Regions from separate parts of the Homo sapiens genome. Here regions 2, 3, 4 and 5 are each linked to region 1. The links are chromatin contacts, found by Hi-C or POLR2A ChIA-PET in ENCODE. All regions are on one chromosome and are shown on one strand. The core of a region is the stretch at or near the end of the contact, and the rest is flanking DNA. Distances in the headings are between cores, read along the strand shown. Region 1 holds the start of TOMM34 (translocase of outer mitochondrial membrane 34). Region 2 holds the start of TTPAL (alpha tocopherol transfer protein like). Region 3 holds the start of SERINC3 (serine incorporator 3). Region 4 holds the start of PKIG (cAMP-dependent protein kinase inhibitor gamma). Region 5 holds the start of LINC01260 (long intergenic non-protein coding RNA 1260).

What was found. Hi-C counts contacts between places; a loop is a spot of excess contacts on that map. ChIA-PET counts read pairs that join two places held with the same protein, here RNA polymerase II (POLR2A). Pooled maps may share reads with other maps.
Region 2: a loop to region 1 is called in a map of CD4-positive, alpha-beta T cell, with 2.8 times the contacts of the local background. The contact joins the promoter of TTPAL here to the promoter of TOMM34 in region 1. A Hi-C loop is called at or near these places in 2 of 168 maps with a recorded cell type or tissue (CD4-positive, alpha-beta T cell and sigmoid colon), 1 of 37 single-sample maps with no recorded cell type and 7 of 50 pooled maps. POLR2A ChIA-PET finds 5 or more read pairs at or near these places in 1 of 52 experiments (activated CD4-positive, alpha-beta T cell).
Region 3: a map of CD4-positive, alpha-beta T cell shows a loop between it and region 1 (5-fold over the local background). The contact joins the promoter of SERINC3 here to the promoter of TOMM34 in region 1. A Hi-C loop is called at or near these places in 4 of 168 maps with a recorded cell type or tissue (B cell, CD4-positive, alpha-beta T cell, naive thymus-derived CD4-positive, alpha-beta T cell and 1 more), 2 of 37 single-sample maps with no recorded cell type and 14 of 50 pooled maps. POLR2A ChIA-PET finds 5 or more read pairs at or near these places in 2 of 52 experiments (WTC11 and activated CD4-positive, alpha-beta T cell).
Region 4: a loop to region 1 is called in a map of B cell, with 3 times the contacts of the local background. The contact joins the promoter of PKIG here to the promoter of TOMM34 in region 1. A Hi-C loop is called at or near these places in 2 of 168 maps with a recorded cell type or tissue (B cell and OCI-LY7), 15 of 37 single-sample maps with no recorded cell type and 6 of 50 pooled maps. POLR2A ChIA-PET finds 5 or more read pairs at or near these places in 2 of 52 experiments (GM12878 and activated B cell).
Region 5: a pooled map shows a loop between it and region 1 (2.6-fold over the local background). The contact joins the promoter of LINC01260 here to the promoter of TOMM34 in region 1. A Hi-C loop is called at or near these places in 1 of 168 maps with a recorded cell type or tissue (ovary) and 5 of 50 pooled maps. POLR2A ChIA-PET finds 5 or more read pairs at or near these places in 3 of 52 experiments (activated B cell, activated CD4-positive, alpha-beta T cell and activated T-cell).

What each region holds. Positions count from the first base shown.
Region 1 is chr20:44,959,147-44,961,938 of GRCh38, reverse strand. It overlaps TOMM34 (translocase of outer mitochondrial membrane 34), which reads left to right and starts at 1,542. Exons shown (of 7, transcript NM_006809.5): 1 at 1,542-1,732. The coding sequence starts at 1,606. It overlaps LOC124904912 (a long non-coding RNA gene), which reads right to left. Exons shown (of 2, transcript XR_007067599.1): 2 at 2,402-2,792. RefSeq lists a silencer at 1,284-1,363 and enhancers at 1,594-1,683, 1,694-1,743, 2,524-2,613.
Region 2 is chr20:44,474,491-44,477,282 of GRCh38, reverse strand. TTPAL (alpha tocopherol transfer protein like) reads right to left here and starts at 1,409. Exons shown (of 5, transcript NM_001039199.3): 1 at 1,292-1,409. RefSeq lists a silencer at 1,304-1,433 and an enhancer at 1,524-1,613.
Region 3 is chr20:44,520,665-44,523,456 of GRCh38, reverse strand. SERINC3 (serine incorporator 3) reads left to right here and starts at 1,387. Exons shown (of 10, transcript NM_006811.4): 1 at 1,387-1,544. The coding sequence starts at 1,506. RefSeq lists enhancers at 1,195-1,489, 1,396-1,705, 1,624-2,176.
Region 4 is chr20:44,581,226-44,584,017 of GRCh38, reverse strand. PKIG (cAMP-dependent protein kinase inhibitor gamma) reads right to left here and starts at 1,439. Exons shown (of 4, transcript NM_001281445.2): 1 at 1,287-1,439.
Region 5 is chr20:44,670,317-44,673,108 of GRCh38, reverse strand. LINC01260 (long intergenic non-protein coding RNA 1260) reads left to right here and starts at 1,370. Exons shown (of 5, transcript NR_034104.1): 1 at 1,370-1,470. RefSeq lists enhancers at 1,630-2,129, 2,130-2,631.

The DNA.
Region 1 (2,792 bases), core at 293-2,792:
AGCCATCCAGCCCTCAGAAAGCTTATAGTCTGGTGGAGTTAAGTGTATGCAGATCATTATAACTGAATTCCTGAAGGTAGAGACTAGATCTTTATCAATCAATGACTTTTATTGGATGCCAGACCCTATTAGGGTCTTGGATAAACAAAGATAAAAAGGACCCACTTCCTGCCATTAAAGACCTCGCAGTGTTTAAGGAAAACTACAAACTGGCAATCAAAGGGTGACTAATGCAAAGTTAGGGATAAAGCTAGAGACCAATAGGGAGCAAAGGGAGCATAGTGGGGGGTGGGGAGGGGGCTGGAAGCAGGAAAGGCTTTCAGAGAAGATGATGTTTGAATGGAATGTTATAAGTTAATTCAGGATTAGGCAGGAGAAAAAGTATTTAGAAAAAAAAATCCAGGAGAAGGAGATAACAAGCAAAGGCTAGGAAGCAAGAATTTAGTGTGTGTAGATAGCAATGCGTGGGACATAGAGTCGTCAGATGAGGCTGGAGATAAATTGAAGTCACACTCTGTGAAAGATCTTCATCCATTCTGAAAGCTGATCATACGAATTGGGTCATTCTTGTCATATCCAACTAAGACAGAATTGAAAAGCCAGGGGAACAAATACTCAGGGCATATAACATTGCTCCAAAAAAGTAATTTTTTGCAAGCCTGGCTGCTAAAACTGCCTGCTGTAACCTAAAACCAGTTTTATCTAATAGCTACTGAAACAGCCTGCTACAATTCTGAGTTTTATCCACCACTATCACTTACCAATCAAAGCTTGCCAGCTCCCCAAGAAGCTGATAAACCCCCACTTTACTAGTGCCTGTAAACTTCCTTGAAGAGCAATATGTAACATTTCTGTTTTATAAAAATCTCCAAACCTTCTCTTTGTTCTTCTGACATACCAAAGACAACCTGGTCTGTGTGTAAGCCCTGAATTGCAATTCTTGATTGCCAAATAAAATATTTAAACTTTAGAGATTCATCTCTATATGTTGACTTTGACACCATCAATCCACCTGTGCATTAATTTATTAAATAAATATCTATAGAGCACTAGGTACCAGGTACTTTCTAGCCTTGGAACCTTTGCACTTACCATCCCTCTGGCTGGAACAGCATTCCCTAAATCTTGTCTGGTCTCAGCTCAACTATTACCCCCTGAGAAAGGCCTTCCTTCATCCCCTTATTTAAAATAGCCCACACGTGGTCACTTTCCATTGCATTATCCTGTTTTGTTTTCCTTACAGCACTAATCACATGAAATGAGAGTCTTCGTTTGCTTATCAGTTAATTGCCTGTGGGGACCCCACTAGGACATAATCTCCCTGATAGCGGGGCCAGCCTCCTTCCCTGCGTCATCCACGGCGTTCTAGCAACTCAGGGAGCCCAGAGCATGCTGCCGCCCCGCGTGCAAGGGAGCCTAAGTTCCAAACCGAGCACGCGCAGAGGGCGGGACGCTCCGGGCCTCCAGGTCTCGCAGGCCCCGCCCCCTCGCCGCGGGTTCGCTGTTGGGCGGAGATATTCGCCGCCGGCGCTTGCGCCCGGAAGGTGTGCCGCACCACACGGGGGAGGAAGGAAGGAGCTCCCAACTCGCCGGCCTGGCCACGGGATGGCCCCCAAATTCCCAGACTCTGTGGAGGAGCTCCGCGCCGCCGGCAATGAGAGTTTCCGCAACGGCCAGTACGCCGAGGCCTCCGCGCTCTACGGCCGCGCGCTGCGGGTGCTGCAGGCGCAAGGTACGACCCCGGCCCCCATCTCACCTCCGGGCCTGCTCCTCCAACTCCCGCAACCACCGCCCGGGCCTCGCGCGGCGGCCAGCAGTCCTGCCCGGCCCTCCCACCCTTCCAGCCCCTTCCGACTCCGGCATCCTACCAGAAACTTCCTCGGCCCTTTCTTTCCACCTGCTTGTTAACTGCCCTGTTGGCCCCCATCCTAAGTTATTTAGGCCTCGTTCTGAGCCCTGAGAAGAAAGCTAAACCCTCCTCCCCCGCAGCAATTCATTTTTCAGTTAGTATTTGTTGAGTAGCTGTTATATACCGCCTGTGTAACAAGACACAAAAAGTCCCTTCTCTCAAGGACAGCGCATTCTTGTGGGGGCGGTGGGGAGGACGTGAGTCTTAAGCGAGTCAGTAAGTAAACGAGACCTGTGGGATAATCAGGGTTAGGAAGAAGACAAATAGGGTGATGTGATAGAGTTGACTGGAGTGGGAGATCAAGGGCAACATCTGTAAAGAAGTGATATTTGAGGTGATGTCTAAATGATGAGAAGCCAAGCGCACAAGGTTTTCGGTCCTGAAGTGAACTGCAATGAGAAAGGCCCCCCCTCCAAGACGATATAAACATGGTGTGTTTCAGGGGTCAAAGCATAGTGAGCCAGGGCAGGGAATAGGAAGACATGAGGTCAGTTAGGAAGGCAGACCCTTATTTATTGTGGAGGTGTTGTAAACTCTGCTAAGGAGTTCGGATTTCATGCCAAACTGGAAGCTTGGCATGAAAGCTGCTGGATGGGAAGCTACTGGAGAGTTTGAAACAGAAGAATAGCATATTCTTACCAGTTCTCCCAGCGTCCAGCTTTCGTCAGCATACCGCAGACCTTTGCCCAAAGCCCCTTCTCCAGGGTGACTTAATCAGAAACCCTCATTGGTTAAAGCCTTGACTTTTGAAAGGAGCCTTGGATCCTGGTTTCTGTGAGTCACCGTTCAGTACCTATTTCCCTTTGCCGCCTTCCTTTTTTTCCTTTTCTTGGCTAGCATCTCTTGAGTGATTTACCATGTGCTAGACATTTTAGACACGATC
Region 2 (2,792 bases), core at 160-2,659, 480 kb after region 1:
ATGGAACAACTATGGCTTTGTTTCTATGGAAGTAACCAAGAGATGCCTGCAATCCCATCAAACATCAGTGTTCACAAGGTACAAGCCTCACCTCAAAGCCCCTCTCCAGCCTCATTTTCCATCGCACCCCACCTTGATGCACATTAAATGCCAGTCAAAACAAACTAATAACCCATCATCCTTGGAATAACTCGTGCACTTCTGATACACTCTGCCTGGAATTTCCTCTTCTAATTTGTTCCTAACTTGACAGCTCAGGCTCAGCTGCCATGTCACCACCTCAGTGAATCCTTCCCAAACTCCCTGAGGGTGATTCCCTCCAGTTTTCCACAGAACTGGGTTCCTATTTCTTTTTTAGAAATTACAGTCCAATGCTATGGGCATTTATCTAGAGTCAGTTTCACCACGCACTCATTTATCAAATAATTACCGATCACCTACCATATATGTCAGGCACTGTGCTCACAGGCACTGGGAACACAGACGCAAACAATACAATTCCTTGCCTAATAAAGCTTACATTATAGTGGAATGAAGAGAATGCATACTTGAGCATTTTACCATGTATCAAGCATTGCTAAGCCCTTTACCCATTTCCTCATTTAATCTTCACGTTATTTGGTGAGAGCGCTATTACTGTTGCCATTTTACAAAGGAGGACAAAAAGGACTGTCCCCTAGAATCTAAGTTCCACGAGGGCAGAGGGCTTGTCTGCCATGTCCACTGCCACCCCCAGTGCCGGGCACATGGCAGTGGTCTGTACACATCAGCGGAGGATATAGGTTAAGCGATTCGCCCAAGGGGGCACACCCGGTGAGGCAGAGCAAGGATGCGTCTAGCCCCACCCTGGGCTTCTAATCTGTACCCTCCACCTGGAGCTTCATGTTGACTCTCCAGGGACTCAGCAGTGCCGAGCGCTCAGCAGGACTCAGTCACAGGCTGGTGAATGAGCTGACAGGCGGACATATGAGTGAGATGCAGACACCATTGGTAACGGTGAAGCCAAAGATCTCCCCCACCTGGAGCCCATCCTTTCTGGAGCATCACTTTCCTTTCCACCCCTTCCTCTCAACAAGGAGAGGTCAGGAAGCCATCTCTCCTAGAGCCCCCGAGACCCCATATCCCGTGGACAACCTTCCGAGGCCCCCACTTCCGGCTGTCACCCCCTCCCCAGGTGTCCCCATTTCCTGGGGTCTCTCGCTCCTCTGGTCCCCACTTCCGGTTATCCTTCCCTCTCAGGGGTCCCTCTCCTCAGCTCCCAGGGCACACGGATGGGCTCGCGGGCACTCACCGGCCCGACTACGGGCGGAGCGCGGGTCAATCGGCGGCGGGAGCCTCGTCCGGCAGCGCACGCAGAACCGACCCGCACTCCCTGCCCGGCCTGCCCGGCCTCTCGCGCCGGAAGTGACGATCCAGGGCGTGGGAGGCGGGGCTCCGCCTAGGAGCGCGCATGTGCGACGCCTCCCCGCGGCGTTGGTGTTCAGTCCCCACCTGGCTGCCGGAGCTCCGAGCTGCGGACCTGGAGTGGCTGGGAGGAGCTGGGGCACCAGCCGCTTGTCAAACCCGGCTTATAGATGGGGAAACTGAGGCTCAGAGAAGGAAGGAAAGAAGCTGCCATTTTCCAAGAACATGCTAACATGTACCTGTTGTTTAACATCCATGATCTCATTAACTCCTCATATTTATGCAATTCCCCTATTTCAGGAAAGGGAAACTGGCAATCAAGGCAGTAAAGGGCTTCAAACCCGGACCTCAGGATTAGCATTCTAGACTTCCCCCCACTATGGCTGCTATCAGGACTAGCTGCTCCAAAAAGGGAGACTCCAAACCAGGGGACATCTGTCTGTCATTAACTGAGTGACCTGGAGCAAGTCCCCATTCCTTCTTGTGCTTCCGTTTCCTTACCTGAAACCTGATTCTTGCTCTGGAGCCTGATTCAATAATTACTTTTTTCCTGCTTTGGGGTTCATTACGTTCCCTCCAGACAAAGGCTTTACTAACTCCCACCCCAGTCCATTAAGATCCGCCCGCAAGTATTTTGTGCAACTGCAACTTTGAGGCAAATCTCCTAGGTCCCTCTGAGGCAGAACCTCTGGTGGTCCAGGAGAACTCTGAGCCTAAAGAAACGACCTTAAACAGTCTTTTCATTTTCCTACCCCAGGGGCAAGAGGAGTCCCAAGAAGATGGGAAGTGACCCATGAGGGCCACAAGAACGTGGCAGTTTCTGCCAGATTGAGGGGCAGGGGGCAGCAGTATGGAGGCGACCTGGGAATCATGAGTTTTGACTCCTGCTCTCAGTTTCATCACTTCTAAGATTGACAGACAAAATATATAACATTCACTACAGTTTGAATTTCAGATAAACATTTAAGCATGTTCCTTTCCAAACACACACACACATACACACAGATAAGTGTGTCCTATGCAACATTTGGGACACATTTATACTTTAAAAATTGTTGTTTATAGGAAATTCAAATATGACTACTGGGCATCCTGGATTTTGTTTTGTTTGCTAAATCTATGTATTATTTTCCTGTTACTGTTACAAGGAATTACTGCAAACTTCATGGATTGAAACAACACAGATATATTCTCTTGCAGTTCTCTAGGTCAAAAGTCTAAAATCAAGGTGTTGGCAAGGCTGCATTCTTTTGGGGATTTGGAGGAAGCATCAGTTCCTTTCCTTTTACAGTTTGTAGAGGCCACCTGCATTCCTTAGCTTATGGCCCCTTCTTCAAATCACCTCAACCTCTGGCTTCTGTTGTCACCTCTACTACTGACTGATCCTC
Region 3 (2,792 bases), core at 138-2,637, 440 kb after region 1:
CAGTCAGCTCTCTTAAGTCCAGACCAGCAATACTCAGACAGGAAGAAGCAAGAATGTTAAGGACTACCTGGAAAGTTCAGTGGTCCTGAAGCAACTTGACTTGAGCTGGTATTTGTGTATGTGTGGTGAGGAGAGGGATCTGGGAAAAGAGAGGTAGGAATTATTAAATGTGAGTAGTTCTCTTTCTTCTTTCATCAGCCCTTTTCATGGCCTTGGGCAAACTTTGAGCCTCATTCCATTTCTGTAAAAGATGAATTTGGAATACATTTTCAAGGAATCCAGGAAATAACATCCCCAAATATGCCACACTGGTATGATGATTGCTTGGGGAACAGCACATGGAGAGAGGGGCTTTTCATGAATTTCCCTTATCAGACTAAAGGCTGACAATCCAGAAGGAATTCAATTATGAATCCCCTTCCAGAGAGTTTTATCTATCAGGGAAGATTAACACACCACAGGAGAAGATATTGAAGTGTGACACCTTGTTGTCCGGACATCATCATTGTTTGCCACATTCCACCTAAACTATTATATGTGTAAGTAAAAAATGTTTTCATTTTCTTCTTTAAGTGAACTCTCAAATTTGACATGTATTTTGAAAGGAATATTTACATCACTGCTTAAATGGGAAATCAGCATTGCTCGGAAGAAATGAAAAGGTTATTGCTAACACACACCTCAAAACAAAACAATATTTTAAAACTGCAGGCATGGTTGCCTGTTTGAGAGATCTGGAAAATGAAGGCTTTACTCTGTTAGAAAGGGAGATAAATACTAGAAAAATGTTAAATACCATACTGGCCTCAAACAACTAGCCTGTTGGTTTGAAATGGGACGTTCTCACTCTGCTGTTTAATATCGCTTAATGTCCTTCATGCACCCTTAGAGCCATTCATTTTTCCCAAATGGGGTGCATCCCACATTTTAGGATACGATTTCCATCGTTTCTAGGTTAATTTGGACTCATCCTTTAGTTCGCAGATTAAAAAATAAATCCTTCAGAGAAGCCTTCCAAGACTACTGCCCAGCTAAATTACTTTCCCCTTACAATAGGAGGCACTAAATACACCTTTATTGAAAGCCTATTCCCCCATACTACTTCATCGTATTCATTACATTGGGGCACGGTGCATTTATGTTGTCAGATCTCCTATTAACTAGAGAATAAATTCTGAGCGTACTGTGCCTCTCTGTACACTTCTGTAACTTCCAGATCTTTGCACAATGAATACAAATGATGTAAGGAATGACACCTTCACAGTTCCTGCAACCCCAGGATGGTTTAGCCCCACCTTCCCCCTCAGCCAATGACAGGCGCCCCCCTCTGCCGCTCCGGTCGCGGACGGTGGGCGGGGCCACGCCGTGACGCATCCGTGCGTCTGTGGAAGGCTGCGTTTCCGGCCTGAGAAACCGTCATGTTTCTGGGGAGTCACCTCAGCTGGCAGTTACCACCGTGTTAGAAAGCAGCCTCAGGACCGGCCACCTCCATCACTGGCGTCACCATGGGGGCTGTGCTGGGTGTCTTCTCCCTCGCCAGCTGGGTGAGTTCGGGGTCCCGAGTCCTCGCCGGACCTGCGGTTTGCGGGGAAAGGCCTCGAGACCAGAGCTGCACGGGCCTTGGCTCCAGAGGCTCTCGGGATGTCAGCAGGCCCTGGGCTACAGAGGGTCTCCGGGGCCCCAGACGCAAATCCGCGATACCCTCAGGTCCAGCTTAGGCGGCTCGCCCTCCGGGTTCCTCGGGGAACGGAAGAGGCTAGGCCGCCATTGTTTACAATTCGGATGGCTCCGCCCTGCGAGGCTTCCTGACTAGGTTCCTCTGGAGCTGGAGAGGGACCAAGGAATGACAGCTCCCAGCGAGGGGCTCCGGTTCCTCCCGAAGCACCTCTTAAGGTGCCATCATTTAGTTCTAGGTGGCTCAAGTAATATTTTTATCCCCTAGCACGGGATTTGCCAAAACTACAGAGTGTGTGGCAAAGCTGGGGTTTTAGCGGAGGCTTGTCTGCAGTTCAGGTGCAAGGGAAAGAAGCCCTTGTGGATTGTTATTCAAAATTGGAAACCAGGGCCTGAATATTTTGGGACTGCTGTAAGTCATTTATCCGAGGATAATCACCCCAGCATTCCTCTCTTCGAGAACGATTGTGACAGTGAAGTGAAGGTTTAATCACCTTGTAAACTGTAAACATTTTAAAGAGAAAATTATAGGGCCTATAAAAGAATATGCTGAGTTCCCTCATTTACCCACTTCAGAGGAGCGTGATTCCTTGATTCCTCATTCTCCAGCTGATTTAATTGACCAAGTGTGTAGAAAAAGCACACTCAGTTTCTCCTGCTGTACTCACAACACACTTTTGACACCTGATGTGTGGTGTGTGGGGATTTTCCCCCAAACATCAGGCAAACAGTCAGCTCTGCAGGGGATGCCAACTTGGTGCCCTACAAGTCAATTCCGAAGCTCTCTACTTGGAGATAGCATCAAATCACACAAGTGGAGGGCTCAGTCTCACAAGACTGTGCCCACTTTCTGTGCCAATGGCAAGCCTCAGGTTGTTTTACCTGTGCTTCTGACCGGCCACCTATAAATCAAAGTTCCCGTGACCTCCCTCCTTGGCTTTGATTAATTTGGTCACAAAACTCAAGGAAACATGTTTACTGGTTTATTATAAAAGTATTTTATTTTGTGTATTTATGTATTTTTAATTTTAGATTCAGAGGGTACATATGCAGTTTTGTTACATGGGTATATTGCCTTATCGTGAGGTTTGGGTTTCTAATGATTCCGTTGCCCAAAC
Region 4 (2,792 bases), core at 190-2,689, 380 kb after region 1:
TGTGCTAGTGTATGCGTGTGCACATACAGTTACCACTGAGACTTTTTCTTTCTCTTTCTTCAAGAACACCTAATCTGAAAAAGACCCATAAAAACTCAGAAGTAACTTAATGTTGCCTGTTTTATGTCTTCTTTTAACTGTCCTACAGGCACCCGTTTTTAGCTACTCTGGGAAACTGAAAACCTAGGGTCCTTTGCTCCTAAAGCCATAAGGGCCCAATACAAAGGGAAAAGAAATATGGACAGTTCATTTCATACTGAATTTGGAAATACAGAGATCATCTAGTTTTGTCCCCTCATTAGGTACAAATAAAGAAACAAGACCCAGAGAGTGTGAAACACTTGCCCAAGGTGACAGTTTCCTTGGGTGACCCTTCTAATATATGGTAGCTTTTTGTTGAAGCTGAAATCTTCCCGTTAGCTGTAACTTTTCAAATATACTTAACCTGCTAAGAGGGGACACCTCCCCTGTTAGCACACTGCAAGCCATCTCAAGCCACCTAGGAATCCTCCTCAGTTCAGGGACCCACCAAGTAAGGGACCTGGGTACAGCAAGGGCCCCCTCTTTCCCTCTCTACAGAGTAGCTTGCTTAGTTTCAAACCCTGAAAACAGATACCAACAAATAAAATGCCTAAAGGCTTACATGTCCTGTTTATATTCCAGGCATAAACAGCAAATTTTTAAAAGGAAGCAATAAAAAGATCGCAAACCCAAGGTTAAAGATTTCCAACCCCTTTCCATCTTGGAGTTTTCCACACAGCTGCTGCAGCACTGGGTTTATATGTGGTAAATTCATGGAGTCTGACCATATCTGTAACTGAAATTTAACACAACAACCATGTTCCTGAGGGGGAAGATAATAGGGAATTTTCACTACTTTCGGAGACTTTTCTTTCTAGAATGTTTAAAAATTATTATACCACCTTTGTAATCAGAAAAAAAGAAAGGGTTTTACAAACACGAATTTCTTAGGGAAGATTTATTTCTTCACCTATATTTGGAGCAAGGAGCTGCTTTTAAAGCTCTGAATACTCTGTCAAAGTTCTTTGAGTAAAAATGAAACAGCATCTGAATGGAGCCCATTTGTGAGACTGGAGGCTCCGACTAGCCTTAGGCAGTTTCAGACAAGGCCATAATTTTCAGAGCAAGCTCACATATATCATTATATAAAAATAGACATTTTGTGGCCAACAGGCTGGAAAGCAAGCTCTCCAGAGAGCTCTGCCTCCAAGCTCTGCTTCTCCCTGGGGGTGTTGGGCAGGGGAGGAGAGTAAAGTTCTACTTACAAGACCAAAGTTTCCTCAAAATCCAGTGGTCCTCAGTCAGAAGCGGAGGCAGAATTTAAGAAACCAGGATTCAAGGTTAGCAGTCCAGACCTGTGGTGCGGGCAGGATTCTCACTTTACCCTCCTCTCTGTCTCTTCCCCGTGTCTCCTAAATGAAAAGCACTTTGAGGTTTTAGTGGGTGTTTCCCATGTCTCGGGCCAAGTAAGTCCCCATTTGTTGTAATCCAATGCTCAGCCTGATGATGTCAACCACACAACTCACTCACTCAGTTTCCACCTCTCTGTCCACAGGAGAGATCCATTTCCTTTGGACAATGAGCCAGGGGGCTGTAACTGCATCCCAGGCCACCACGCTTGCCTAATATCCTTCCTTCAATTTTCAACCCTGCAGCTTTAGTGACAAAAGGCTTCCTATCCACTCACTGAGCCAGGGTTCCTGGGTAAATTCCTTTGCTTCTTAGTGGGTTGTCTGCTTTCCTGTGTGTTTAATTCCTTTCTTTGGTATATAATATACTAGTTAGGGTGGAGATCTTCACCCCACCCCACACCCATCTCTTTCTTCCTGCCCAATTTTCCAAGTTGTTTCATTTCTCCCAGGTCTCCTAGGTACATGCTGGGCACAGTACATGAGTTTGTCCTTCATGTAGGGGAGGTGATGTGTGCCCCCGGGGAAGGCTTGGAAACAGCACTGGTGTGTCCCCTGGGAAACTGGGTTCCAGTCTTGGTCAGGCCTTCAACTGAATGAATGACCTCAAGCAAGTCACATCCCTCTCTGGACCTCAGTTTCCCTATCAACAAAATGCTGGCTTTGGTGCTTTCCACTTCTGAGATTCAATGAGTAAAAATCAGTGACTGGGGAACTTATAAACAAATGCATTATAGAGCATTTTACTACAAGCTACCCAACTACATGCTTGAGGGAAGGAAGAACCCTGGAGAAGTCAGAGGCCACTGCCCAAGATGCCAGGCTCAGCTGGGCACCTTTAACCCCCTTTATGAAGGAGATGAACAGATTCTCTGGGAGTAAAACCAAAAGAATTCACTGAACAAGTCCTTAGGGACATGAAAAGCAGCAGCATAAACTACAAGATAAGACAAACAAGTAACAGGCTATAAGTGTCCTTAGGGACCAACATGGAACAGCAGTGGTTACGAGAGATCATTTCTTGCATTTGGAGAGTGCTTGATGGTAAAGACAAAGAACATCTCTCTACTTTCGTGTACAATGGGGAGCGAGTGACATGCATAGTGGTTAGGAACATCATTTGGGAGCCACAGATGTGGATCTGAGTCCTGTCTGACTTAATTTCTCTGAACTTCAGTTTTTTTAACTGTCAAGTGGGATACTAGTGCCTCTGTTTTAGGATTGTGAGAATTAAAAAACACATGTAAGGAAACTGAAAGTATTTGGTACATACTAAGTATTGAATAAATGTTTGCTCTCGTTGTACATAATCTCATTTGATTCTCATAACATCCTTAGGAGAATCAGATAAGTGCTATGAGG
Region 5 (2,792 bases), core at 121-2,620, 290 kb after region 1:
CTGGGCAGGTGGGGATAACTGAAAAAGAGTGCATAAAAGAACGTTGTCCAAGTTGGCACCAGAGTGGGGGAGTTTTAAGGGGTTTTGAAGCTTGGCCATCAATACCCACAACAGTTATGGGGGCGAGGGAAACAGGCCCTTGAAAAGAAGATAATGTGGAGTGGGTAGCCCCCATATCGATTAAACGGGATGGACTTACCCTCCACTTTAAGAGTTACCCGAAGCTCAGCGTCTGTGATGGTCCAGGAGGCTTCTGAGGCGATCGGGCTACGTCAGTCTTCAGCTGCTAAGCCGAGGAGATCTGGGAAGGAGTCGGCCAAGGAACATAGGGTTTGGGCTCCAGGGGCTTTAGGAGTGGCAGTGATGTGAGTCGGACAGTCCGACCTCCAGCGGGGGCCCGCACAGACAGGGCACGGCTTAGGAGGAATCCCGGGCTGCGGGCATTCTGAGGCCCAGTGGCCAGGCTTTTAGCATTTGAAGCAAGGTCCACGAGGATGTTTTGAAGGAGCCCCTGGGAGCTGTGGCTTGGATGTTCTGAAGTTCTTGTATGCTGGAGACGTGGTTGTGGGCTGTCTTACAGCGGAGGCGAGCAGCTGTAACTCAGAAATGCGTTGCTGCCTGGCTACCTCCTCTGTATTATTGTACACTTTGAAGGGGAGGTTGATTAATTCGTGTTGTGGGGTTTGAGGGCCGGATTCCAATTTTTAAAGCTTTTTTCTAATGTCAGGAGCTGGGTGATAAAATGCATATTAAGAATAAGGCGGCCTTCTGGCCCCTCTGGGTCTAGGGCGGTAAAGTGTGTAAGGGTTGCTGCCGAGCGGGCCATGAACTGAGCTGGGTTTTCGTCTTTACCTTGGGTAGTTTCTCTAAGTTTGTCATAATTAACAGCTTTGTAAGCTGCCTTTTTAAGCCCTTCAACTAGGCAGGAAACCATGTAATCTCGCCTAGCCATACCTGGGGAATCTGCCTGATAGTTCCATTGGGGGTCCTCTCGGGGAACTGCTCTACTGCCTTCCTGGAGGTCAGGTTCATGAAGCCGGCGGTTATCAGCGTGAGATTGGGCTAGAGAAAAAACTCTTTCCCGTTCATCTGGGGAGAGGGTAGAAGTCAGGATGACATTTCAGTCACTCCAGGTTAAACTGTAGGACAGAGTTAGATATCGGGATTCCTGTATATATTTAGTGGGGTCTGATGAGAAAGAGCCTAAATGCTGGCTGATTTGGGAAAGGTCTGATAGAGAAAAAGGCACATGTACCCTGACTATGCCTTCAGCTCCAGCCACCTCTCTAAGAGGAAATTGTTGGGCAGGTGGGGGAGAGCTAGCCGCAGAACGAAACTGAAAACCAGACTGGGTGTGGGGAGGGCGGGTAATAGAAGGGTTATAGGATGTGGGAGCAGAGGCTGAAGAAGAGTTGGAGGCTGATTCAGCCTGGTGGGGAGCGAGCTGAGGAGGAGCAGTCTGGGAAGAAGGTGAGACGTCAGATGGTTCAGTAGAAAAGGAAGATTCACAAGACTCAGCGACGCTTGGGGTTGGGACTGAAGGGACAGGTGGGAGGGAAAGAAGGAGGATTTGGGACGAGTCGCATTGGGAACAGAGACTAGGGAGGGAACGAAGTGTGAAAAATGCCTGGACGTAAGACACCTCAGACCATTTGCCCATTTTTCAACAAAAATTATCTAGGTCTTGTAGGACGGAGAAATGAAAAGTGCCATTTTCTGGCCATTTAGAACCATTGTTAGTTTGTATTGGGGCCAAGTGGTGTTGCAGAAGAAAATAAGATGCTTAGATTTTAGGTCAGGTGAGAGTTGAAGAGGTTTTAAGTTCTTGAGAACATAGGCTAAGGGAGAAGAAGGAGGAATGGAGGGTGGAAGTTTGCCCATAGTGAAGGAGGCAAGTTTAAAGAGAAGGGTAGAGATATGGAGAAGGGGGTGGGGAGCAGCCCTGGGCTGCAATGTGGGTGAGCAGCCAAAGCAGGCGTCCCCGCAATTGACTTGCCACCAAGGGAATGTGGGTGAATGACCAAAGCAGGCGTCCCTGCGGTGATCGGACACCAATGGAATGTGGGTGAATAATCAGGCAGGCGTCCCCGCAGTGATTAAATGGCAAGGGAAGACTGTCTTCCTGAGTCTGTGACCGGCCCTGGAGTTTTGGGTTCACGGATAAAATGTGTCTCCTTTGTCTCTACTGGAGAGGAAAAAGAACTGGAATTGGAAGGACAGAGAGATTGAAGGGTAGCAAGAGAGGCTGGAGAAGAGAGTGAAAAGACCACTTACCCAATTTGAAATTGGTGAGATGTTCCTTGGGCTGGTTGATCTGAGGACCCGAGGTCGTAAGTGGATCTCTTCACGGAGTGAGGGTGAGGACAGGGGACTGGTCTCCCGAAGGAGTCCCTCTGACCCGGGTCTTCAGCACCAAATGTCACACGCATCTGTGTGAAGAGACCACCAAACAGGCTTTGTGTGAGCAACAAGGCTGTTTATTTCACCTGGATGCAGGCGGGCTGAGTCCGAAAAGAGAGTCAGCAAAGGGTGGTGGGATTATCATTAGTTCTTACAGGTTTTGGGATAGGCAGTGGAGTTAGGAGCAATGTTTTGTGGGCAGCGGGTGGATCTCACAAAGTACATTCTCAAGGGTGGGGAGAATTACAAAGAACTTTCTTAAGGGTGGGGGAGATTACAAAGAACTTTCTTAAGTGGGGGGAGATTATAAAGTACATTGATCAGTTAGGGTGGGGCAGAAACAAATCACAATGGTGAAAGGTCATCAGTTAAGGCTATTTTCACTTCTTTTG